3 separate regions of the Mus musculus genome follow, and regions 2 and 3 are each linked to region 1. Evidence: chromatin loops called from intact Hi-C (ENCODE). Cell type or tissue: heart. All regions are shown on one strand.

What was found. Peaks named below come from ENCODE experiments on the same cell type or tissue, not always from the same donor. Only the 100,000 strongest peaks of a DNase experiment are listed, where the experiment ranks them.
Region 2: it touches region 1 in a loop (6-fold over the local background); 39 of 42 quality-filtered maps call a loop at or near these places.
Region 3: a loop joins it to region 1, with 5 times the contacts of the local background. A loop is called at or near these places in 3 of 42 quality-filtered maps.

What each region holds. Positions count from the first base shown.
Region 1 is chr17:50,232,811-50,240,810 of GRCm38, forward strand. It overlaps Gm41597 (a long non-coding RNA gene), which reads right to left and starts at 3,965. Exons shown (of 2, transcript XR_876869.1): 1 at 3,539-3,965; 2 at 1,572-2,468. It overlaps AY702103 (cDNA sequence AY702103), which reads left to right and starts at 6,398. Exons shown (of 2, transcript NR_131975.1): 1 at 6,398-8,000. In heart, a CTCF peak has its summit at 4,707; a DNase peak (open chromatin) is centred at 4,701; H3K27me3 peaks cover 1,470 bases.
Region 2 is chr17:49,964,150-49,972,149 of GRCm38, forward strand. No RefSeq gene overlaps it. Among named protein-coding and RNA genes, the nearest start is that of Gm52302, 66 kb to the right of the region's middle. In heart, CTCF peaks have their summits at 1,094 (motif pointing left) and 4,859 (motif pointing right); DNase peaks (open chromatin) are centred at 4,422 and 4,852.
Region 3 is chr17:50,139,439-50,147,438 of GRCm38, forward strand. The region is part of intron 2 of Rftn1 (raftlin lipid raft linker 1); the gene reads right to left. Among named protein-coding and RNA genes, the nearest start is that of Rftn1, 47 kb to the right of the region's middle. In heart, no CTCF peak of the experiment used is centred here; DNase peaks (open chromatin) are centred at 3,343 and 4,123.

The DNA of each region.
Region 1 (8,000 bases):
AACACGCCAGTGAGCTGTGAAGAACCAGTAGCTTGCATTTGGCTGGCGCGAGTGCGGTGTGATTTGGTTGTCACAGGGAACAACTGATGTCTCCTCAGATGATTGAGCCCAGAATTCTGGTGTGGTCCAGCCATCCCAGGTGCTTTCCTGGGACTCAGTAGCCCAAGCTTGTACACATATGCTCACAGCAGCACTATTGGCAAACCGCCACTCGGGGATTTGTCCGTGCACTGATGAATGGATCAAGGAAAATGACACACAACGGAGTAACAGGCAGCCCGGAGAAGTTAGAAAACAGGAGGAAGAACATATTCCATCTAGGAAAGTCACAACATAATCACATGAGAGGACCAAGGCGCTGGACGAGGAAGGGGACACCAAGCACCTCAATGTGGCGGCTCAGCAATGCTCGGTTGCCACCACTTCTGAATCTACCTGTGAGTCTCATTCATTTGGAGACCTCTGATGCAGCAACTGAGCTGTGATGCTCCCCCGGAAGAATATGCTCACAAGAGGAAGAAAGATGACAGATATCTAGAAAATTCCGGGGGCAGGCCTACTAGGTAGTAAAATACATTTCAAAATGACTAAACTTAGAAACTTTGGGCCCCAAATGTAGAAATCAGAATTTACCAAGTACAAAGACTGATATTTACAAATGTTAAGGGGAAAGATTGGACTGATCGACTGCATAGGGTGAGCTCGTGGGAAGCAACATGTGCTGAAAACAGGGAACACGTGGGTTTGAGGCAAAAGTGACAAACTCAAAGAGCAGACTCAACAAAATACAAGTAAATATTTATCAAAACGGAGTATGGAAAAATGTGACTCCAAAGACAGAAATGAACAGAAAATCATTGCTACATTCAAAAATTTAGAACGAAAATTCTGCTTAAGAAAATTGAAAATGTGTGCAAAATGGAGCTATGAGAAACTCTCTGTATTATATACATTAACTTGTCATGTTTACTTGAATTGTCAAAATCTATTACAATTTTTCTATTTTGTTAATGGCATGATTCAAAAATATGCTCTTTTTGATTCCATTTGACTGGCGATATGGAACATTGGGTGTTATTTCTACTATTTTCTTTTAATAATTAATATCTTCACTTATTAAATATATTTATTTAAAAAAACAAAATTGGAGTCAAAAAATGGAGAAAGCTTTAGTATATATAATGACAATAGTTAATATCTTATGTGACTCAAACATGTCCTCCAGTTCTGACTGGAGCTTCAGTCTCTGGTCATGTGCCAGCCATATTTGAAGTGGGCCTGCCATGGCAACTATGGTGAAGTTGGAGGTGAGGAGAGGACTCCACGATGGTATTGGACTCTGTGGGAAGAAGACCCTGAGACCTGCACTCACCGAGTGTTCGCCGCTGTCTGCCAGGCCGAGATGCAGCAGAAAGGCCTGCTGCCCACCAGACAGTGAGGAGAGGCTCACACTGCTCTCTTGAGCTTCTCTCAGCTTCCAAAACCATAAGCCAAAGAAACTATTCTTTCTAAATTGCTTGGTCTCATAGTTTGTTGTACCAACAGAAAACAGAATAAGACAATATCCAAAATGCATAAAGAGCATTTTAAACCAATAGTAACATAATGATATCAATACAAAAAGATAAAACAAATTCATGAACAGAAAACTATTACAAGAACAATGTTGAGGTTTAAAGTGAAACATCACACTATACAGGGTTATAGGTCTGGTTCTTGGTGGTGCCTTGGGAGGTCATGAAATCTTTTGAATGCAAGGCACAGCTGATAGGTCTAGGCTTCCAGAAGTAGGCTCTAAAGATTAGACCTGCCACCATTTCCAGCCCGGGGTCTCTGCTTCCTGATCCTTCAGATTTGAACAAGCCATAACCCCAGCTGCTGCCGCCATGTACATAGCTGGCCAGATGTCACGCCCCGCTTTCATAAGGGACAGGTGTCCCCTGCATTGCACTGAGCCCGATAAAACTATCCAAAACTAATACAGGAAGAAACTTACCAATAACTCTCTTAGTGGTTAAAAATATAAACTATGATGGTTGATATCAAATTAAAATGCATCAAAAGTTATAAAACTCTGGGAGAATTCAGGAAAATGGGCACTTGTCACCCCAATTTGGTAGAACTTTTCTAGGTGGGGCCTTGGCAACAGGTATTAAAGTCTGTTTGTTCCTGGGTGTCAATATAGAGATTTCATATTTGAAAATTTGTCTGAAGAAAATGAAGTATACAGGCGAAAGTTGTGTGGGTGTTTGTGATTTGAACAAATACAGATTGAAGAAATGTAATTCTGTGGTCACAGAACGGGATAGCATCCCGTAGCCATTGAACAGTGGTACTGCAGTGCATTTCCCAAAGCAGGGCATGGTAGCACAGGCCTGTAGAAGCAGAGGCAATCTGGAAGCAGAGGATGGTGATCTCTGTGAGTTCCAAGCCAGCCTGGTGTTCGCAGCAAGGCTATAAGTGAGACCCTGGAAAGAAAGAAAAGAAAGAGAGAGAGAGAGAGAGAGAGAGAGAGAGAGAGAGAGAGAGAGAGAAGGGAGGGAGGGAGGGAGGGAGGGAGGAAGGAAGGAAGGAAGGAAGGAAAGAAAAGAGAGAGGGGGAAATAGTTTTTATTTATTCAGAGGAAAATGATATAGGAATAAAAAGTGATGTGCATGCTACCAAATTTGTAAAGATCATACTTCGCAACATGAAACAAAACAAAACAAAAAAACAAAAACAAAAACAAAAAAAGCTCTGTTTTCCTTTGGGCATCTGGGATTTTAAGAACTCCCTCCTGGCCTCACCTGACCTCCACCCCCGTGCCCCCCACCCCCAGCTTCCTCTGGTCCTTGTGTTTCCTGACAAGTCTTTGTTTTTGTTTTGTTCTAAGAAAGGGTCTAATTTTATAATCCCACTGGCTTTAAATTTCTGACTATTCTTTAATAAATAAAACATGCTTTGGAAGCCAGAAGGGTGCTTTCAACTTACAAACAAAAGATGTATGCATCTCCATTGCACATTCAACCAATTAGTATGTTCTATGACAGAAGGAAGAGAACATTGAAATGAGAGAGACTATATTTCAGAAGGTGAAGATGACTCCTGAGTGAGAGAGAGAGAGAGAGAGAGAGAGAGAGAGAGAGAGAGAGAGAGGTGTGAGCATCTTTTCTGTCCTGTGATAAACAGAAGTCTAAGCTAACAGCAACAAGCTATAACACCAACCAGCCTGATCAAAGGAGAGTTTACGCCCAGCCCAGCCCAGCCCAGCCCAGCCCAGCCCAGCCCAGCCCAGCCCAGCCCAGCCGCCCCCGGCCCCAGGCCACCAAAGCAGCCAGTGCAGAAGAAGCCTGAGACCAGGAGCTGCCCCATGGGAGCTTTCTGAATCCTGGGGCACAGGACAGCCACGTGGGCTGACTCAGTAGTCTCAGACCATGTCCCTGATGCACATGGGATACAGTGACAGAGAAGTCCCCACCATACAATGAACATTAGTGCATCCTATGCCTGGGGCAGTCTAGTGCCAGGCTGCAGACAGCCATTCTGCCAAGATAAATACCTTTGGCCGCCAGCATCCAAGGCCAGGAAGAGAAGTTGGGATGCTAGTTACTGAGTGTCTCAGAGTGTAGTCCGTCCCTTCCACACACTCAAGCCCGCTCTCCAGTGTGTGCAGAAGGCTCAGCTTAAGTTCTGGGGCAGGCTGGAGAAAGGATGGACACTCTGAGCCATCCCCCGAGGTTACGGCCCTCACTACCTAGGCTTTCTCTAGGCGTCAGGATGGGTTGGGGACTGAAGGCCTATCTGCCAATGTCTGTGTCTCCAGAGATCACAACGTCACAAGCACATCGGACAGCTGGGTCGTCTGGCTTTGCTGGCCAGCCTTCCCTTTCACACTTGGTGGTCTCTACTCAAGCTGTGTGTTCTCATTTTCTGTAATAACCAGGCATGAATAGATTGCAAGCGGCAACACTGTAAAGATTGGTTCAATATTCCTTGCCAGTGGGAAACAAAGTTGTTTTATTTTATTTTATTTTTTTATTTTAATGCATTTTGAGTTAAGAATAGCTTTGTACAGAGCATCCAGGTGGTTAAAACTCTAGTCTCTGGCACCAAGCACCTCACTCCTTTCCATCCATGGCAGAACCCTAGGGCTGATGGGGACAAGCCTGGCCTCCTTCAGTCTCAGGCCAGAGGCTGACACAATGGAGCTGTCAGAGCTGTCCTCCCTGCTGTGCCCAGCCAATTTGCTTGAATTTGAAGCAGAAACCTTTGCTCCCTGAATGTGTCCTCCGGCCTTCTCTGCTTGTCTGCGGCTGGGGCTTTGGGTAGAGCAGGGGCTGGGGGTGCCTGTTTAATTCCTCCTTGGATAGAGCAGCTGATTGGTGCCTGCCTGGCTTCTGGAGCAAATGAAGCATCGCGTCATTATTATTGCTTGCTTACTTAATTGAAAATTGACCAGATGTCAATTGTGATGAACAAACACTTTTTCTTCCGAGGCGAGGGATTAAGACACATTTCCTTTTCCACCTGGCACCAAACCCACGCTGTATTTCACACTGAAAGACCCTTTCTGATAAAGAAGAAAGAAGCAAAGAAAGGCGAGGGAACCATTTTGACTAAAAAGCCTGTAATAATGGAAGAAAACCGATTTTCAGAGGCATTGTCCTGGACATCTTTGTTGGCTTGAGCTGGGCAGCTTTGTTGGCTTACGGCGCCACCTAACGGGGATGAGGTAGATTACACAGCGTTGTTGCATCCTCCCGGGCTGCCTCCTGCGGGATGAGTGAGATACCAGCCTCAAGTTGTAGGATGCTAACCTGGTGCTGAAGGGTCACCCACTCTCAAAGGCAGACTCCTCCGCTAAATGGAATTTCTAATGCTTTACTTTTAAACATCCGCTGTGTGTGTGTGTGTGTGTGTGTGTGTGTGTGTGTGTAGGACAACTCGTGGATGTTAGAAGACGCCTTGTTAGAGTTGGTTCTCCCCTTCCCCCACTTGGGTCCCAGAGATCAGGTCACTTGACTTGAGGCAAGCATGGTCACCCTGTGAACCATCGTGACTGTCATGTATTTTTTTATTTGATTTTTTTTTAAAGGTAGGATCTTAGTAACCCAGGCTGACTTTGAAATCCTTGTATAGCTGAAACTGACCTTGAACTTCTGACCCTTCTGCCTCCAGGACTGGGACCACATAGGTGTGCTCCACCACACTCTTCTGTACAAGGTGCTGGGGTGGAACCCAGAGCTTCCGGTGTGTATTGTGCAAGCAGCCTGCCAGCTGAGACACACGCCTTCCTTGTGTGTTGCTGAGAGGGAGGAGGAAGAGAGAATCTGAAAGGGGGTTGGGTGTCAAGAATTACTGATGTAGCAGTAAGAAGCGCTAAAATGCTTCCTCTACTTTATCCCACCATTTGGGACACTCCTGGGCCGGCAAGCGTGCTTCTGGATGCTTTGGAAAGCCACAGCAGGGAAGGTGGGGTCTCCTTAAAGCTGGAGAGATGATGTGGAACTGTGGGGACCGTGGTGGAACAGACAACACATCTTCTTTCAGGGTGTCGTCCTTCAGCTGCCAATTGCCAGCAAATGTGGTCTCATCGTCCTGTTTGCCAAAGCCAAGGGTGTGTATAAGACCCAGGAGCGAGAGGGTGTGGCCTTTGGAGATCTCTGCCGTGGGCTGTCAGTTTGGGAGAGCAGCATGGTATCCCAGTCACCAAGTAGTAGAGGTACTGGGGACTGGAGGAAGCAAAGCAGCAGGAGCCCTGTGACTGGGCACTCAACATGGAAGCCAGGGAGATGGCAAGCTCTCAAATTAGCAAGGGACATCTGAGAGATTTAGACTTCCTGCAAAGGGTAGTCCAATTCTAGAACGATTCTCCAGGATCTAGAAGATGTAGGTCTGTGCACAGCTCACTGTGACTCAGCTACCAATGTCAGTGGTAGGACTGTACCACTAGTGTGTTTGTTCAAGACGGTGCCTCCAAGGTCCTGCTGGCTGCAGATATCCCTGCCTCCAGGTCCTCAGAATCTAGCTTCAAGACTGTGTCCTCTACCAGCAAATCATCTTTCCAGGACAGGTGTTCTTTCTTGTCAAGAGAAGGGAATGTTGTCAAGATTACCCAGAGCTCTGAGAGCAGCTGGAACAACACTTTAAAAAGGGGTTCATGACAACACCTGGGTTAGATATGCAGGCCACTCAAGTGCCAGGAATGGCTTTCCTGCCCTGGACTCCCTTTGCAAACTCTATATATTTTGTAAACTCTGTACACTTTATAAAGTTTGTAAACCTCAACTCAGAAAATGGTCCTGGCTGAGACTGAGGCTCTCCAGCAGCCAGGCCCCTCCCCCAGAACCCCACTAACTGTCATAACTGTCAGAAGGGTCATCTCCAGCATGTCAACAGGCCCCACCCACGTTATGCTAATTCTAGGTGAAAAGCCTGAATAAAAGCCACCAATTCCTGAATAGGAAAATCCACCAAACCCTGAACTTCCCACAGAAACTCACCTATCCCTGGACATCAAAACCCACCAATCCCTGAACAGGTAAACTCACCAATCCCTGAGCTCCCTCAGGCTCAGAAATTGAGATGCCAGCCATCCTCACTCTGGAAATCTTACTCTAGAAAGGTCCATGCCCTAAGAACACCTATACAAGCACTGGACTTTGTCCAATTAGCAAGTGCTCTCTGCACTCTCCTGAAACCATAGGCACTAATATTCCAGGATGCATTCTTCCATACTGTGGACACACCAATGAATGCCTTTCATGAGCTCTGCTGTCATGTTCTTCTCTCATTGGAAGAAGACAAGAAGCAATGAAGACAAGAAAGGAAGAGAAGGAGTAGGCTTGAGGCTCCTGAGCTCAGCTGGGGACATCCTTCCCTGGAGCTGGGAAGCCTCCAATGAGGAAGGAGACTTCCTCTCAAAGATGTGTGGTTCCTGGGCCCCCGTGTCTCCAGAAACCCTTCCCTTGGGACACTGTCACACCTCAGAGCTGGATGGTTCCTGAGTTCCAAGGCCCTGAACACCTTCTCATCCAAGCACAAAGGCCAACAACCAGGGCCACTGGCCCTACAAGATCCAGATATCATCTGGTAAAGTCTGAGAACCAACTCCCAGAGATGGGTCATGCAGAAGTTAATCCTGAAGCTCCATCTTCCTCAACACTGGCAGATAAAAGCCACCCAGGAGCCTCCACAGGAGCGCCTGTCTCATCAATGGGTCCAGCCATATTCCAGATTTGGAAGGACCTTTGCAAGGATCTGACAAACATTGCAGGAAGATCTCTGAGAGATCTGTACAGGATCCCAGAGGGTTCCCTGGGCAAAGATCTAGAGGCTGTCTCCGAGACACGGGTGGACAGTTGCTATGTCAGACAGCCAAGAAGTGACTCACCAAGTCCCCAGCTAGTCTCCCCAGGAAAACAGCAGCTAGAGGGTATACTGAAAACCACTCAAGCAGCAAGTGGAGCCATTACAATGCCATTAAGGTGCCTGTGGGCACTTGTCAAGGAATTGCTGTGGACCACACAGTGGTCCTGCCTGAAAACTCAGAGACAAGTTCTGAAAACCCAGAGACAAATATGGAAGCTCAGAAGCAGTGATCCTTGAATGATGGGGCCACCTGCAAGAATATTTCCCAATGGGCCTTCATTCCTACAAGAAGATGCCTTTTGGGTGAGGCAAAAAGATGGAGCTTGCTTCTCAGAGACCTCAAAATCCTACATCTTTCCAACACAAACAGGTCTGTAGCTTTGCCATTTCCCACAGCCTCTGACTCCCTCTCCGACCTGCTGGGATTCTAGAGATGATTTCCTGGGAGAGCTTTTTCAGAAAAGTTCAGAAGAGGAAGTGAGGACAAAAATGGCTTCTAGTATATGCAGACTGCTCCCTCTACCCGCCAGCTCAAATTCCTGAGAGGGAGTCCATCTAATGACAACAATTGGCCATCTGAGGCACCCAAAGTGTTTAGAAGGACAATGTGACTTCCCTATGCACCACACACTGCATTGTGGGCAGAGACT
Region 2 (8,000 bases), 270 kb before region 1:
GCCGTTCTAAGTCATGGAACTTTCTGCTTTCCTGTAGACAGCCCCCTACATTGTAGCCTCCTGAGATTTCTTTCTTGCAATGTTTGACTACACAGTCAAGGGCAGTTAGTGTGTTTTGAAGTGGTTCTATGGTGTACTCCCAGCTGTGTTTGAGTTAGAAGATAGGCAAGGACCCTCTTAGCAATTTCAGAACACAATCACACAGCCTGCCTGGTTTCTCCCCTCCTCAGGGATTCAGGCTCCTCAGCCATAGGCAGTTTGTAGGGAAACCCCGAACAGCTTTGCTGTGAAGATGCTAGTTCCCTGAGCCCCAAGCTAACATGTGGCTCTATGCAGTCACTAGGAACCAATCAGACTCTGGACTATGGAGTCAAACACACACACACATACACACATATACTCCCTTTCCTACCAACCTCCAGACAGGAACTTTGCTGAGGTCCTGACTGGCCTAACTCAGGCAATTACAAACATTTCTAAAAGGTGGTCAGGTTCCTGCTACCACCAATCAGATGGCTCCATATAACCGGGTGTTCTTATCACTTCCTTAATTCCCCGAGGACTGGTCCATTCCTGACATCGGGTCTGATGGTACGGGCTGCAGCCTGCAGAATCTGGATCCAGGCAACTGGCCAGGTGGTACCTTCCACAAGTTCTCCGACCTGCCCAGCCACAGCCAAAGCTCATGTCTGTGGCGGCTCAGAAGGGCAGCCTTATCCAAAGGTACAGCGGATTTTGCTGGCCAGTGAACAATGCACAACACAATGTTACAGGAAAACAGAAACAGAAAACGCCCACTAAGTATAAGCACCAGAGATTGAGTGGAGAGCCAGAAAGGTTGATTCATGTAGGTGCAAAATCGGGGAGTATCCTCCAAAAATCTGATGCAGAGGAAGAAAGGCAACCACTTACAGATGAAGAGGAAGAAAGAACATTTTAGGTATTTGTGATTGTTGGGGCGACCACATTCATCATGAGGGTTTTCTGATGGTTTTCTGATTTTTCAGGTGGTTTCCCATTGAGAGCTGGCAGGAGGAAACCCTCAGAAGGGGCTAGCACCGGAATAGGAGGTTTCCAGAGCGCCCTCTGCTGGAGCCTCTCAGGAGCGCTTCACCCAGGGGGGGCTGCTCCTGTGCAAATGTGTCACAGGTAAGGCTGAATCTAGGCAGGTTGGAGGAAGTTTATTTTTCTTCTACTCTCACGCAATGCCACAAGCTTAGGGGAGAAAAAGAAACGCAGAGCAGAGTGGAAGAGGAACGCAGGAAGGAAATGCAGATATTTTTATATCTGAGGCGTACTAAGCCACTGGGCATCCTTCAGTGAATTGTAGATGCATCCTTTAGATGCTTCTCAAAACTCAATAAGAAAGGGCCAAGTCTTCATGTTTTACATTAGGTAAAATATAATAAGTCAGGAAAAGTTAAGGAGCACACAAGAAACAAACCAACCAACCATTTTCTATATTCACGTGAACATCATGAAACACTCTTTTCAGTGCTTCTTTGAATGTTAGCAAGCCATGGATTTCTTACATATACAGAGATGACAGTGGCCTTACTTGGCCCTACTACTATGAAAAGGTTAGAGGTCAGGAGAGGCTGCTGAGGGAGTCTGGCAGCCAGAGCTTTTCGGGGATGCGTAGCCCACCCCTTTAATGTAACAGATACCACTCAGATGTTGGTCACACCATCCCTTTGAGGAGAGCTTTTTGTGTGCAGAATAAAACAGTGCTGAACCAAGTCCAAAAGAGAAGCCAATGGACTCTCATCCCCTGGTAATGGGCAGAACCAAAGCACTGTATGCTTTGCCTTGTTTGGCAATTTTCCAAACCGCACCTTGGTAGAACTGAGAAGTCCTTAGGAAGAGTCCCCTAGTACATCTGTCCCTTCGGTGTGACTTCTGGGTTGGCCCCTACATCTGTTTTGAGTGCATACGCCCCTCTGCCACACCTTGAGTAATCCAGTTTCGAATAAAGCAGCCATGGCTCGGCTTGATGATGGAGTCTGCCGGCAGCTTACAGTCAGATCTGCTCCGGTTGTGCGTAGCTGGATACCCGCGCATCTCTAAATATCCATCTCCTTTATTCTAACAGAGCGGAGAGAGCAGCTGAAGGCAGTTCTGCCATCCGAGCCAACTGTGCTCCTTACCAAATTCCTCATTGCTCACACCTTGTCTGGGTTTAAATATAATGCTTCATTTATTAACAGGATTCTCAGTCACACACACACACACACACACACACACATACACACATACACACACACACACACACACACACACACACACACACACCTCCCACCCGCCATCACACACAAATCCTAAGTGTGTTCTATTTGACTTTGAGGACTAATCAGTATGCTGACAGGCTAGCAACCCAGCTGTCCCACTGTTTCTCGGAATGGCCTCGCTGAGCTATACTGTAAACAAAGCCACTTCTATTTCCCTAGAAAAGGTGTGTTTGGGTGTGTGTGTGGGTCCTCTGTTTAAGCATCATCTTCATTTCTATGAGTTTCTGGGATGTCAATCTTGGTGGTGTATCTTAGGAGTCACTGGACTAATTTTGTCGTCAGTCCATCTGGAGATGTGGTTTTGTTAGGAAGGACGTGTGATAATAGCAAGAGTGGCAGTCTTGTGTTAATAGTTTGCCTTTGAATTTAGAACTAGAAAACAAGATGCTGATTGCAATAATTTGCGTTTGTGAAAGCAATTTAGTACAATCCTTGCACATGTTCAGGGATCCATATTAAACGCATTTGGAGTTTCAGGGGTGGGCAACATCTTTACTCTTCAAAAGATGGTTGAGTAATGATTGCTTTGGAAAATAGAGACTTCTATTGTAGTGATGCCTTCCATATTTCTCTTCCGTGAGGATTTATCCTGTCATAGTTCTGTCTCTGTGCCTTACACTTGAGTTCATCCCAGAGGTGAACTATCAGTCTCCTGGATCTAAAAGGCCTGGGTGTTGGTTTTAATGCTGACACCACTGTGGTCCACAAGTGCTAATCTCTTGCAGGCTGCAGTGACCTGTGAGCACAATTAGAAATGAGAGGCGCAACAGTAAATGTCAAAATAAAAGCATTCAGAGCTGGAGTGATCTCCCCCAGCCCAGTGAGTGGTTTAAGGCTGCCTTACTATGCTCCTGACAGACGTGGGCGGCAGGCATCACAGCGTGCCCCTTTCTCGGGTGAGCAGTGTGAGTCTGCACTTACCCCTGACGCTGGGCTCTTCCCTCGAATGACTGCACCCTTACCACTGACTTACTCTAGGCTGTGGGCTGTGGGTTCATGCCAACATCTAGCCTTATGGGTTACAGAGTAGCCGTTTAGTTAGGTCGCCACATTCTTTTCCATTCTTTGTCAGGGTGGCTCTGTGTTCTAGGTCTCTCAGGTCTCCAGCTTGGCAATGGCACTTGAGGCATTAAAGAGGTTGACTATGATTGCTGGCAGAAAGTATTCAGGACTGGGGATGAAGAGCTGGTGCAAGGAAAGACAGGCATCACCGCTGTGCTCAGCCAAGGCCACACAACTGTGGAGTCTTGGCTGGTACACCCTCTCACACTCGCCAGACTCTGGGACCCAACTCTAAGTACATGTATGAATTACAATGGACACAGGTGGGCCTCTTACCACCAACCCCCCAAAAGAATCCTTCAGCATAGGTTAGAGATGTGCCCCGGGTGTGACATGCTTCTGTATAGGAGCCACCCAGAAGCAATCTTAGTCACTTCCCTACTACTTCTCCTGTGACCAAGGTTAAGTTCCCAGGCTATTCTCAGCCAGAGACCCACTGATTATCAACTAGCTTCTTGGTAAGGCCTGCTTTTGGCCTTTTCAGAATTCCTCCTTCTTCCTTGAGAGTGAGAAGGGCACGCTAGCGACATGTCTGTGTGGCTGCTATATTCTGGTGTGGCACTCCTGCCTGTCTCCCGTGGTGGTTCCATTGTTGTGGGCAAGGAGGCTTCATGGCTTTGGGCGTGGCTCCAGCTCCGGCTCTGGCTCCGGCTCCGGCTCAGATGCATATATGGGCTTACGAAGCTGTTGCTTGGAAGGGCAGCAGCCAGCGTTTGAGTGGTGAGTGAACATGTACAATGCTCCACTGTCTGAAGAGAAGCCTAAGAGCGATATGGAAAGAGAATAATCACCCCTGCCCTTGTCCACAGTGTCCGACATCCACAACCATGAACTGGGGCCCTTTCCCTTGATCACACCTAAGCAGCGCTGAGTTCCCTGGCTCTTCACTCAGACTTCCTCCCCCACCCCATGATCCATCCGTTCAAGCCCAGTTTTAAGCTCCACTTCTGGTAGGATTGGCTGTTTCCTTTGCCCATCTCCCTACTCCGAGGAGATTTTAACATAGACTTTAATTTCATTGATAACGTTCGCCCTGACTGGACGAGATTATTGAGGGCAGGAAGTAGGGTGTGTCTCCCACAAGCTCAACGGCACTGCCCACAGTAGGCAGGTGCTTCCTGTGGCCTTTGCACATTAGAGCAGGATGAGAGATCAGGACACAGAGTGTGGCATCACTGCTGGTCCACTATGTGCTGGGCACTGGTGCTGCATCGCTGGACTGGTCCCTGGTATGTTAATGACGGACAGGGATACGTTGTTGTACTACACACCTAGCCCCTCAGTCTGGAATGTACACAGTAGCCTCCAGAGTGCTAATCCTGCAAAGGATGCTATGAAGTTGTGTGTTTAAGATCAGTTCTTTCCTGGATAGGTATTTTTCAAGATGTGTGAGTTATGAATGTTTTCTTAAATTAACATGGTGCTTTTAATTCATGAATTTTTCTGTGCCTCGGTTTTTTTCTGAAGGTGGCTCTCCAGAAGCAGAAGATCTCTATCAGCATTAAGCAGCAGAGGGCACTGCAGCTAAGGAGATGAAGCAGCAGAAATAGCTACACATGGAAATAGTGGAGACTCTGTGAACCTCCTCACTGATAGCATACAACAACTATGTTAATGTAGTTGAACTACAGCCTATATATATATATATTTTTTTTTTACCTTATTTAATTTAAAATGAAAGACAAGCTAAAGATTTCATGGAAAAGAGTCAAGGAGCATTTTCTATCTCAGAGGATTTAAATTATTATTGCTTATTATTATTATATTAAATATACTATGTATAATATTATTATAATTATATATAACATTTTAACATAATTTGTTATAGTATATCATAATAATTATTATAAATATATTTTAATTACTATAATTAAAAGTTATAATTGCATATTTATATAAATTTTTGTTTATATAAATGCAAATGTAAATATAAGATATAGCTTATATTATATTAAATAATTAATATATAATTACATTAGTATATATTATTCATATTATATATATGCATATATATTCATTATAATGACCTTGAACTCCTGCTACCTGGGGATCTACCTTTCCAGTTGCTAGAAGCATAGGCTATGCCTCCACAGCTGGTTACATGCAGTGCAAGGGATGAAACCCAGGGTTTCATGTTTTCTGGGCAAGCACTCTATCAACTGAGCTATATCTCAGCAACAGCATAGTCCAACTCTATGACAGGTTCATCATCCCACAAAGAACCCCTGTAGGTTACCATCCATTTTCCATCCTCCTTTTTATACCTTTAAAGTTTTGTCCATTTTGAATATTTCATATAAATAAAGTCATGAAGTATATGCCATCGTTGTGGTTTCTTTAACTTAAGATGACTCCAGTGTTTTCAGGGTTGCAGCATGTATCATTTCTTTATTGCACTGTATGGATACACTATATTTTTGTTTGTCCATATAGATATTTAGTTTTACTTTTGAGCTGCTGTGATCATCAATTGATGCTCATGTTTTGGGGACTGTTTGTATGTGTTTGCCTATGTGCTGTACACGAGAGCACGTTTGTGGAGGCCAAATGTCAACATGGGTGATCCATTTTTACTTAACTTTTATACAGAATGTGAAGGAAGGGTCCACATGTATTGTTTTTTGTGTGGGTGCCTGCCGGATTTGGCATGACCGCCGAAGTGATGATGTGATACAGTTCCCACCCCTGGGGCAGAGACAGCATGATGTGGGTCTCCTTGAGTGCTGATAGGTAATCTAGTCATAAGGCTTGTTTGCATAATAAAGCACATGATTTACTTCATGTTCCTCTTTTTTGAGAATGTTCTCCCTACCAAGGTTAATGGCTCCATAATAATCACAAACAGTGTGATTCCAGGAAGCAAGAATGTTTCTGGGGATCCTCAGCAAAATGATGGTGCTGTGACCTTCAGGACAGCCCTTAAGGCTGTGGGAAATAACTCTGAAAACATGAGTTCAAGAATACATGAATCAGTGTGAGAACTGTTCTTTACAGGATTTAACAACTCTGCAAAATATAAGGATGCAATATGAATTGTATGAGGGTCTTCACAGACCTGAAAGAACAGGAGGCAGCTACACTAATGAGTCAGCTCTGTCAGAAAGATATTAAGAAAAGAGATGATTTGGGCAATAGAGGGGAAAACCTGAATCATAAAAGAGAAAAGGAAGAGTTAAAAAATAAGGCTCAGATAGATGGCTATATAATTAGTGGGAAAATGGTGATCTCATCCATGGAAGCCGTCAACAACTAAATTTGATCCATATACTCTACTCCCTAAAGGAGGTAGTTATATTTGTGATCCAAACAGAGGTTGGGAATGGACAAAGCTTTGGTATCCAGAAAAAAGGTGATGGTTTAATGATATTCCTACTTTCTGGGATCACTTAATACTTTTCCATAATAAGCCTTGGAGTTACTGAGATTAAAAAAGAAATGATCCAAAGATTAAAAGAATATATTGAAGTGGTTAAGAATAATAAAAATGAGCTTCAATGCTGCTTGCATCAGCACAAACAAGAGCTCATAAAATTGCAGTATATATAAATATATATTGCAATATATATACTACTATATGTATATATATATATATATATATATATGCCTTGAAAGTGCTCAGTATTTCAGTTTCTATTTCTAAGAGTTAAGGGTCACAAAATGCTGATTTGTGGAATAGTCAAAAGGGAACCTGAGGTAAATGATTAAACTGATAGGCAATGTCTAAGGAAGTAGCTTATGCAAATAAATGACTGGGCTTTAGTCTGCATGAGAAAGCTATCTCTCAAGCAGATCACAGAGCTGTCAGCTTGCATCCATCACTGACTGCAAGTAATTCTACTGCTGCTCCCAAACACCCCCTTCTTAGGACCCTCTCTCAAGCTGAGGCTGGAACTCAGCAAATGGCCAGTTTCTTTGGTATCATTTGCTCAACAGACTTTTTTTTTTTTTTGTATAGAATAGAATTTATTCAGGGCATGGGGAGTGGAGTTAAGAGGGTAGCAGAGGCAAAGAGGAGGAGAGAGTCTCTCTCTCTCTCTCTCTCTCTCTCTCTCTCTCTCTCTCTCTCCTGGATTTTTTTTTGTTGTTGTTGTTGCAAACATAAAAGTACAGGTCCTGCAGGCTTTTCTGGATTTATTAGTTCAAATACCACTTTCGTGAGTCGGTATACGAGATTGTGCACGTGGGACTTCCTCCTCTCCACATCTAGCGCCATTTGTTCATAACTTCACTAGGACTAGACACACCCAGACGTTCTCACTCACCCTAGCTCTGGGCTTATGCAGACACACTTGTCAGATAGACGACAGGCTTTATCCCTAGTTTCTTGATCATTTTCATTGTGAGTGGTTGTTATATTTTATCAAATCCCTTTTAAAATCTAGAGTCATTAGATTTTTGTCTTTAATTCTCAGTGATATGACATTGATCAATTTCTCAGTGTTACACTAATCTTGTGGGTTTTTTAATTTTTGTGTCTTTCTTTGAATGGATATGCAATGTCCACAATTTCTTGCAGTTTCTGTGTTTCTGCTATCAGAGTAATAGTGGATTCATTAGGATAAATCCAAATCATTTGTTCTCTTCTGTTTTGTGAAGTTTAAGAAAGGCTGGAATTCCTTTTACTTTATGTATCAGGTAGAATCCACCAGT
Region 3 (8,000 bases), 93 kb before region 1:
TTTCAGAGGAAAGCCAAGGCTCTATCGGGGTCATTCGTGTGATATTTCGAATTAAGGCTCTGTGGTTGCTGGTGGGGCTAAAATAATAAGCTGTGATTAACAAGAGACCAGCCCGACTAAGGGGGAAACCTTTGCCTTACTGGGACAATTGATGTCACACTCTCACATGGTACTGATTTTGAGGGCACGAGGGGATGGATCTCAGGGATTGCCTAATTGGCAGTGTATTGTGGGGCAGGGTCTGTCTCTGTGGAGAGAGGCCACTCATGAAAGTGCAGCCTACACTGCATTAGGAACCCCAAGATTGAAGGGGGTCATGGAGAGAAACTGAGGCTTGGCAGGCACCATGCGGCAGGATCGGAGCACCTAAAGAGAGTCCAAGAGGTCACTGGTGAAGGTGGTAGCCTCAGTTGCTATGGAGACCTGGGGAGATGCAAAGATCATACAAAGACAGCAGCAGGAGGTATGGAGTGAAGCCCGCCTGAGGCTACAGGACAAGCCACATGAAAGAGCTGGAAAAGTGATGCTGCCCAGACCCGTGGGAGCTCAGAAGACTCTGATGAGTCCAAGACCTGGGGATTATAGGCTTTGATTTACACAGCGAGTGTTGGCTTTGCATTGATTTGATGGTGACTATGTCCTAGCTCTTCCCATTCAAATGAGAAGAAAGTACCTGATCTTAATTTAGAGATGACAGAGGGGAGACTCTAGACTTTTAAAGGGATGTTGGCTACTTTAAGGAGAATTTGAAACTTTAAAGCATTTGAATTTTTTATAGACTGTGAGACTTATAAAGTTACAATGTGGTTTATATTAAGATATTAACATGAGACATTGGGGGTAAATAAAAAAAGGAAAGACTATGGTTTAGTAGTGATGTTTTTGTGTGTCACGCTGACAAGGGGTCAATAATGCATGATTTTTGTCAACCAGACACAAGCCAGAGTCATTTGGGAAGAGAGACCCTCAATTCAGGAACTACCTTTGTAAGAATGGCCAGTAGGCAAGTCTGTGGAGTGTTTTCTGGATTAATGATGGACATGGGAGAGCCCAGTCTACTTTGTGCCAGATCACCCTTGGACAAGTTGGTCCTGGGTTATATAAGAAAGCAAATTGAGCAAGTCGTGGAGAGCAAGCCAGTAACCAGTGTTCCTCTGTGAATTCTGCTTCGGTTCCTGCCTTAGCTTCTATCAAATATAGACACGACAAAGCTGAAACAAACCTCTCCAAGACATCTGTGGTTAATGGTTTATCACAGAGACCAAACTAAAATAATGTAGCATGAAGCTGTTCTAAGTTAAAATACACTCAAGCAAGCAAAAAGTGCTTTGCCAAGTTTCATGTATACCCACTTGCAGAATTAAAATGTGAAGTTGGGGCTGGAGGCATGGCCCAGCCGTTAGGACCACATGATGCTCATGCAGAGAATCTGGAGTTAGTACCCAGCTCACTCATGGTGGCTCATAACCACCTGTCCCAGTTCCAGAGCATCTGACACTCTCTGAACTCCACAGGCACCAGGCATGCACATGGTACATATACATACATGCAGGCAAAACACTCAAACACATACAATAAAAATAAAAAAAAAATAAGTAAGGGATTTTTAAAATGTAATGGACCTTGTTTTCTAAAGGTGTTCTCAAAAGTTTCTCAATAAAGCAAATTACATTAATGTACATATCTTTCTTCTCGGAACAAGCGACAATCAACAATTGACTTCTGATCAAAAGTTCATTTTAAATACGTCACAAAGACACATAGTAACCTGTTATTGCAAATCAGATCTAAAAATGCCTATACTGCAAGTCTGTTGGGTGTTTGTTGTTGTTGTTTGGTTTTGTTTGTTTGTTTAACAAGAATTGAAGCAAAGGCAGAATCAGGCTCAGGAACTGGGCAGGGAAAGCATGTAGCATGCAGACATCCCAGGCCTTGAAATCAGGCAGCTGAAGCTCAAAATCCAGATGGCCCTTTGCAACCCAACTTCCACACAGAAAATGCCACGAGACACAGAAGCCACTCCTCGGCACTGCTGTGACAGTTCACAAGGGGCTGGGAAGCAGCTCAGTGCACACACAAGCAAATCAGAAGCTACTAGAAAGGAGGTATTTGAGAGGAGGAGGCCAACAACAGAACTTGAAGTACAGTTGATCCATCCTCCTCTTTAAACTACTAGGCAAGGTTAGAGTACCTGCCATCACCATCACTATCACCACCACCACCACCATACCATCACCAACATCACCACCACCACCACCACCACCACCACCACCACCATCACCACCACCACCACCATTACCACCACCACCACCACCACCACCACCACCACCACCATCACCACCATCACTACCACCACCACCATCACCACCATGACCATCACCAACATCACCATCACCACCATCACCACCACCACCAACACCATCACCACCATCATCATCACCATTGCATCATCATTACCATCATCACTACCAACCACACTTCTCTGACTTTAGCACCATTAAATGAGAATGCCTTCATTCACCTTTCTGTTGTTGAAACAAAACACCTGGACAAAAGCAACTTTCGCTTCAGTTAGGCTAAGCTAGATGACCCCACAGGCACACCCAGAGGCTGGCCTCCCAGGTGACTCTAGATCCCAAGCTGAGGGCTCAGACAAACCATCACAGAGCACAGGGCACTATAAGTTGCTTGTTCCTGGCTCTTTACAGCAAAACACACAAGAAACAAAATTACAACTCTGTCACGGTACAATTTCAAGAAGAACACATAAAGTTAAAAGCTTTTATTTCTTAACATTTTAAAAATTCCTTTGACTCGGAGAGGTTTAATTCGCATCCTCTGAGGAGGTCTCCCCGAAGAGTCCCACAGACACTTTGATTTTTCTTAGGCAGTACTTCCTGGGCACCTACGCAGGTGCAGGCGTCTAAACTCAGTTCTCACATAAACACTCACTGCACACATAAAGGACACAGCCACAGAGCTCATCCACTGTGTTCACAGAGACAAAGCCAGGAGCTTCCTGAACCCGATTCCTGCCCTTCTTGGTCTTCTTTGTCCTACCAACTGCTGTGGCACTAAAGGGGGAATTTAAACTGCAAATTAAAGCTTAAAGCCTTCCTGAGAGGTTTAGGCAGGGTTGGGGGGGGGGGTGCTCGGGAGGAGTCACACTGTGCACAGAGTTGTCACTGTTTATAAAGTTGGGGACTTTACCTTAAAAAACAGATGTTGGAACGGGAAGCCACTGGGAGTGGCAACGTGCCCTTCTCCACGTAGCTCTTCCTCCCTGTGACTGAGCAAAGGGTTCAAGGAATGAAACCTACCTGCTAATCAAGCACTGAATATCCGGAAGTGAGAGAAACGAGCAGACACAAGACAGAGCCAGGGGCCCTAGTGTCCTTCTCCACGTAGCTCTTCCTCCCTGTGACTGAGCAAAGGGCCCAAGGAATGAAACCTACCTGCTAATCATGCTCTGAATACGTGGAAGTGAGAGAAGCCAGCAAACACAAGACAGAGCCAGGGGCCTCGGGCTAAGAACTTTCAAGACACCTTCTCATGTGGACAAGATCCCATTTCAACAACTGAGGCCACAGAGCGGGAGAGCCTGAGAGACCACCAGAATTACAGGAACTTCTGGCAGGTATATGCTGGGCCCAGAGGCACATCTGAGAACTCAGCTAAAATGTTCTAGAACACAGGAGATGTGGCAGCTCCAGAAAATGTGGCTTCCTGTATGGAACAGAATTTAGCACGTGATTCCTTACACAGACCTACATTCTGGTCTCCTTGTCACACAAGCATGACACCTTCGGAACCTGAGGTGGGGTAAGGCCATGCTAAATGACCAAAAGCTGAGGAGAGAGCCAACACAGGGCAAAGAATCTTGAGTTCTCCAGCAGCTTAGCCAGTTAGAGCTGTCTTAATCAGGTTCTTTTTCTGCCAATGGCCTCAGTACCTTCATTTGCATAGTGTCGAGCATCAGGGTGGCCTGGAGGGGGGTATTGGTTCCTTTCCTGGAAATTACTCTTATCCATAAACGTCCTTATCCAGAACAACCCATTTTCCATCTGGATTTCCTGAGGAAGTGGCTGTGAACGCCCATCGCACACCCACGTGTACACATACAAACGACAATCTCAGACCGTCATCTCCTGCCTCTCTCTTCAGCACAATGCAACACTGTTGGCCAAAGCATATGATCGCCATCCCCAGATCTGGCAAGACATCATAGTACAAGGTCCCTGGAGAACGCCATCCGGAGCCAAACCTTCCACAACCCATCCTTTTCTCACCACATACACTGACAAGTACAGAAAGTTTCAACATTCTTTGTAATTGCATGGTATGGTTGAGTGTGATAGAGCTGGCTAAGGTACTCTGGGTCCCCGAACACGCTGTGAGCCCGCTGTCAACAGGCTGTGAGCATGCTGTGACAAACTATCCTATGGCTTTCTCCTCAGATGCAGACAGTGAGCTTTTCCCCCAAGGTCCCCTGGTGTACAACTCAGGGCCACTCTTGATTGGTTTTGTGTTAAGTTTTCTCACAGATCAAAACAATTCCATTCTGTAGGGAAGGAAGCTCTTTGAACAGGAAGGTAAAGAGCTCAAAAGAGCTATAGGAAGTCCCTGAAACTGACCAGACTCACTAGGTCCTCCCTTGACACAGAATAAGGAGAGAAAAAAAAAAAGCTGAGAGTCCTATCAGAAGCCAAGCTACAAAAAGACACTCAGACCAGCTGCTGTAAAGACACAAAAAACCAGACACATTGCCTGGAAGAATTTTAGACAAGAGGCACCTAAAAAAGATGCCCTCTAACCTGTTGAGGGGCCTGCAGGCTGTGCAGTGTGCTCCACGTTCCTAGGTCTGTGAGCTGCCACCCATGCTTTGCTAATGCATATCCTGGAAGCACCCCTCACCCACACACTTGTAGATAATGCCAATAGAACTCACTGGGTCACCCAATTGGACTTTGGTTGTAACTCTGCTTTGGTCTGTCACGGGCATGTGTTCCATCTTTCCAGGAAAAGTTCTGTCACATAACCTAATTGTCCCCTGCACAGGGGCATGACGGAATCAAAGAGGAGTTGGGGGAGGCTATGGGTAGCAAGGCCTGCAACTCAGCTGAGAAGCCTGGGGGTGAGGAGGCATCCGAGGAGGAAATTCTGGTAAGAGTTATCCTTTCCAATTTGGTATGTGTTGGTGTGCCTTTGTGCTATAATAGCAGTTGCATGGTTCTTGCTGTGGGTACTGAGACGGGCAACTTAAGCTGAATCACCAGGATAAGGAGTGTCTGTAGGAGGAATCCCAGGATGGCAGTTTTCATCCATAAGGTACCTGGTGGCAGGCCTGCCTGATGACTGGGATCTACCACATGAATGCAGAGATGCCTCGAAAACAGTTCCAGGTTTACAGGAAGTTTTGTCATCTTGACATGAATGCACAAGGGCCGAGGCAATTGGCACTCAGTGGTGGGGGTTGCCCGGCCTCTGTTGTGTATAGTTAGGAATGCATCTGAGGCCAAGATGGTGGCCAAGTGGGAGCTTGTTTCTGTAAAGAAGCAACTGCAACAAGAGAGGGTGATGCGGTAGTGTCCTCTGTGTTAGTCTCTTGACTTGGCAACTAAAATAAATAAACAGGGATAAGCGAGAGATGGTAAACATGGTAGGAAATAGTCCAACTGTTAAAAATAAAAAGAGGAAAAAAGTGTGGTATCAAACATATACACGGGGGCCTTAAAAATGGTCCCATACAAGAATCTACAACAGCAAGGAACTGGGAAATACTGCGCAAACCATCAGTAACAGAGCCTGTCCCAGGCTGTCTCGTGCAGCTGTGGCACACCAGAGTGGATAGGATCAGACTGGTGGCCATGGAAGCAGGAAAGCTGGGTAATATAACGTGAGGGAAGTCAGTACTTGATGGAGACTGGCTAGTTAAAGCCATTAGAAACACCTCCTATCTTCTTCTGAGATCCCCACCAATTGCAGGAGTTAGAGGACCACACAGGAGAGGCAGACGCTCTTGAGGGAACTAGAATAAGAGGAGCTGTGTTTGAACCCCAGCTCACGGGGTCTGACAGAAGTGTGTGCACAGGGGAGTTAAAGACAAGGTTGATGGAGGTGGTGTGGGGCTTCTGGTTGGTGGGACTTTATACGTCAGGAAAGGTTTTCTCAGCTCCCAGTGACTCAGACCACCATGTAAATGATATCTACAAAGTAAAAGAAAAAGCAAGAGGAGTTGTTAAAAAGGAAAGGTAAGGCAAGGGGAGTGGTCTGCCTGGATTATTCCAGGACAAACGTGGCAGGATTTGCGCTCAGATACAGGGTTTTTAAAATGACCAAAACAAAACAAACAAACAAACAAACAAACAAACAAAAAAAAACGCATGCTAAGAGGCCTCTGGGTGGCTTGAAAGCCTGGAGAACCGTTCATGTGCAATAGAACAATACAGGCGAAGATGATTACACCTGTCCCAGGGGTGGGAAACTATACCCCAGACTAAGGAGGGTGCAGTTTCCTCCAGCAAAAGGCTCTGCTCGGGGTGGAGGCAGTAGGTAGGAACTCCCCCAACAGCCATATATAGTGGATGGAGGGGTAACAGCTACGGCCACCCAGAGCCTTTCTGATTCAGGAAGCCAGCAGGTGCAGCAGAGGGAGAGAGCAGGGCTTATTCTCCTTGGCTCTGAGGAAGTCTGAACAGATTAAATGGGGCCCACTGCGTTCATAAAGGGTGGAGAAATGTAAGGAGACTCCATGGAAGAGCAGCTCCAGGATATGTAAACGTAATGGCTCAGAGAGAATGACTGAAGGCTACAGGGAGCTAATTAAATTAGTACCTTCCTAGCCATGCTTCCACAGAGGAAGTAACTGACACGAACGGATGGAACCTCCCCGTGCTGTGTTAGACCTTGCTTACGTTTGACTTTAGCATCGTCGTTGTGCACCGCCTTTGCGGAGAACAGATGATCACAGGCTTTCAGAGTTGCCTCTCCGAGGTTATCTCTTCCCACTGTGTATTACAGGAGGGTGGTTTAGGATGCCATCATATCCTGCCCATGCTCGGGAAAAGGTTGTTATAGAAGTAACATGATGCTAACCTCCAAGTGGTGTGCAGATTTGGAAGGCCATTGGAGAGGCAAGCGTGCACAGTCTCCACTGCTTACCTTGTATCCCTACTGGGGCTGGAGTAGCTGAAAGGAAAAGAAATCTAAAAGGCATCTTACACAGGTGAAAAGGGACACCAGCAGAGGCCATAAGGATACTGAATGAAAACTCCACTGCCAGGGGTGGACTCCCTCCTATGAGTTGTTGGCCAGGGAAGCCCCTGAGACTCTGGAAACCATAAAAGTTGTTGTTGCTGCTGTTGGTTGTACACCAGTACAAGTAGACAGTAGAGCCTATTGCTGAAGACACCGCATATGAATGCTTTGACTACAGGACAGGGAGATGTTAAGGTGGGACTGGGATGGAAAGTCCCACCCTGTTGTCTGACTTTCATAATGGCTGGAGATTCTCTGGAGAACAAGAGACTCCTCACGGCACCCTGATCCTGTGGCACAATGACCAAGTTCTTGGATGCAGGTGGATAATGACACCCAGGGTCCCACCAAGGCTGGGGGATAATTGTAGAAGAAAGGATAAAAAGAATGTAAGAAAGGGTGTTCTATAACAGCTTCCTATGAGATCGCAACATCCCATCCTTCAGGAAGCAAACAGTTCAAAATAGCTTCAGGAAGTTCCTGAAACTTACAAGATCCACTAGCACCAACCCCACCACCCAACTGACCCCACCCCCACCCCCCAACCCCTCTGCCCTTCCACCCTCCACCCCTGTCAGAGTGAGCAATAAAAGTTGAGTGTACCTGTCAGAGAAGTAAAGCCAAGCTACAAAGACTGTGAGACCAGATCAGAAGCCGGAGAGAGGTTTGGAATAGAGTCACTTGGAAGTGACATGCTCCTCTCTGTTGTGCTACCTGCAGGCTGCGCGGTGCATTCTGGACTT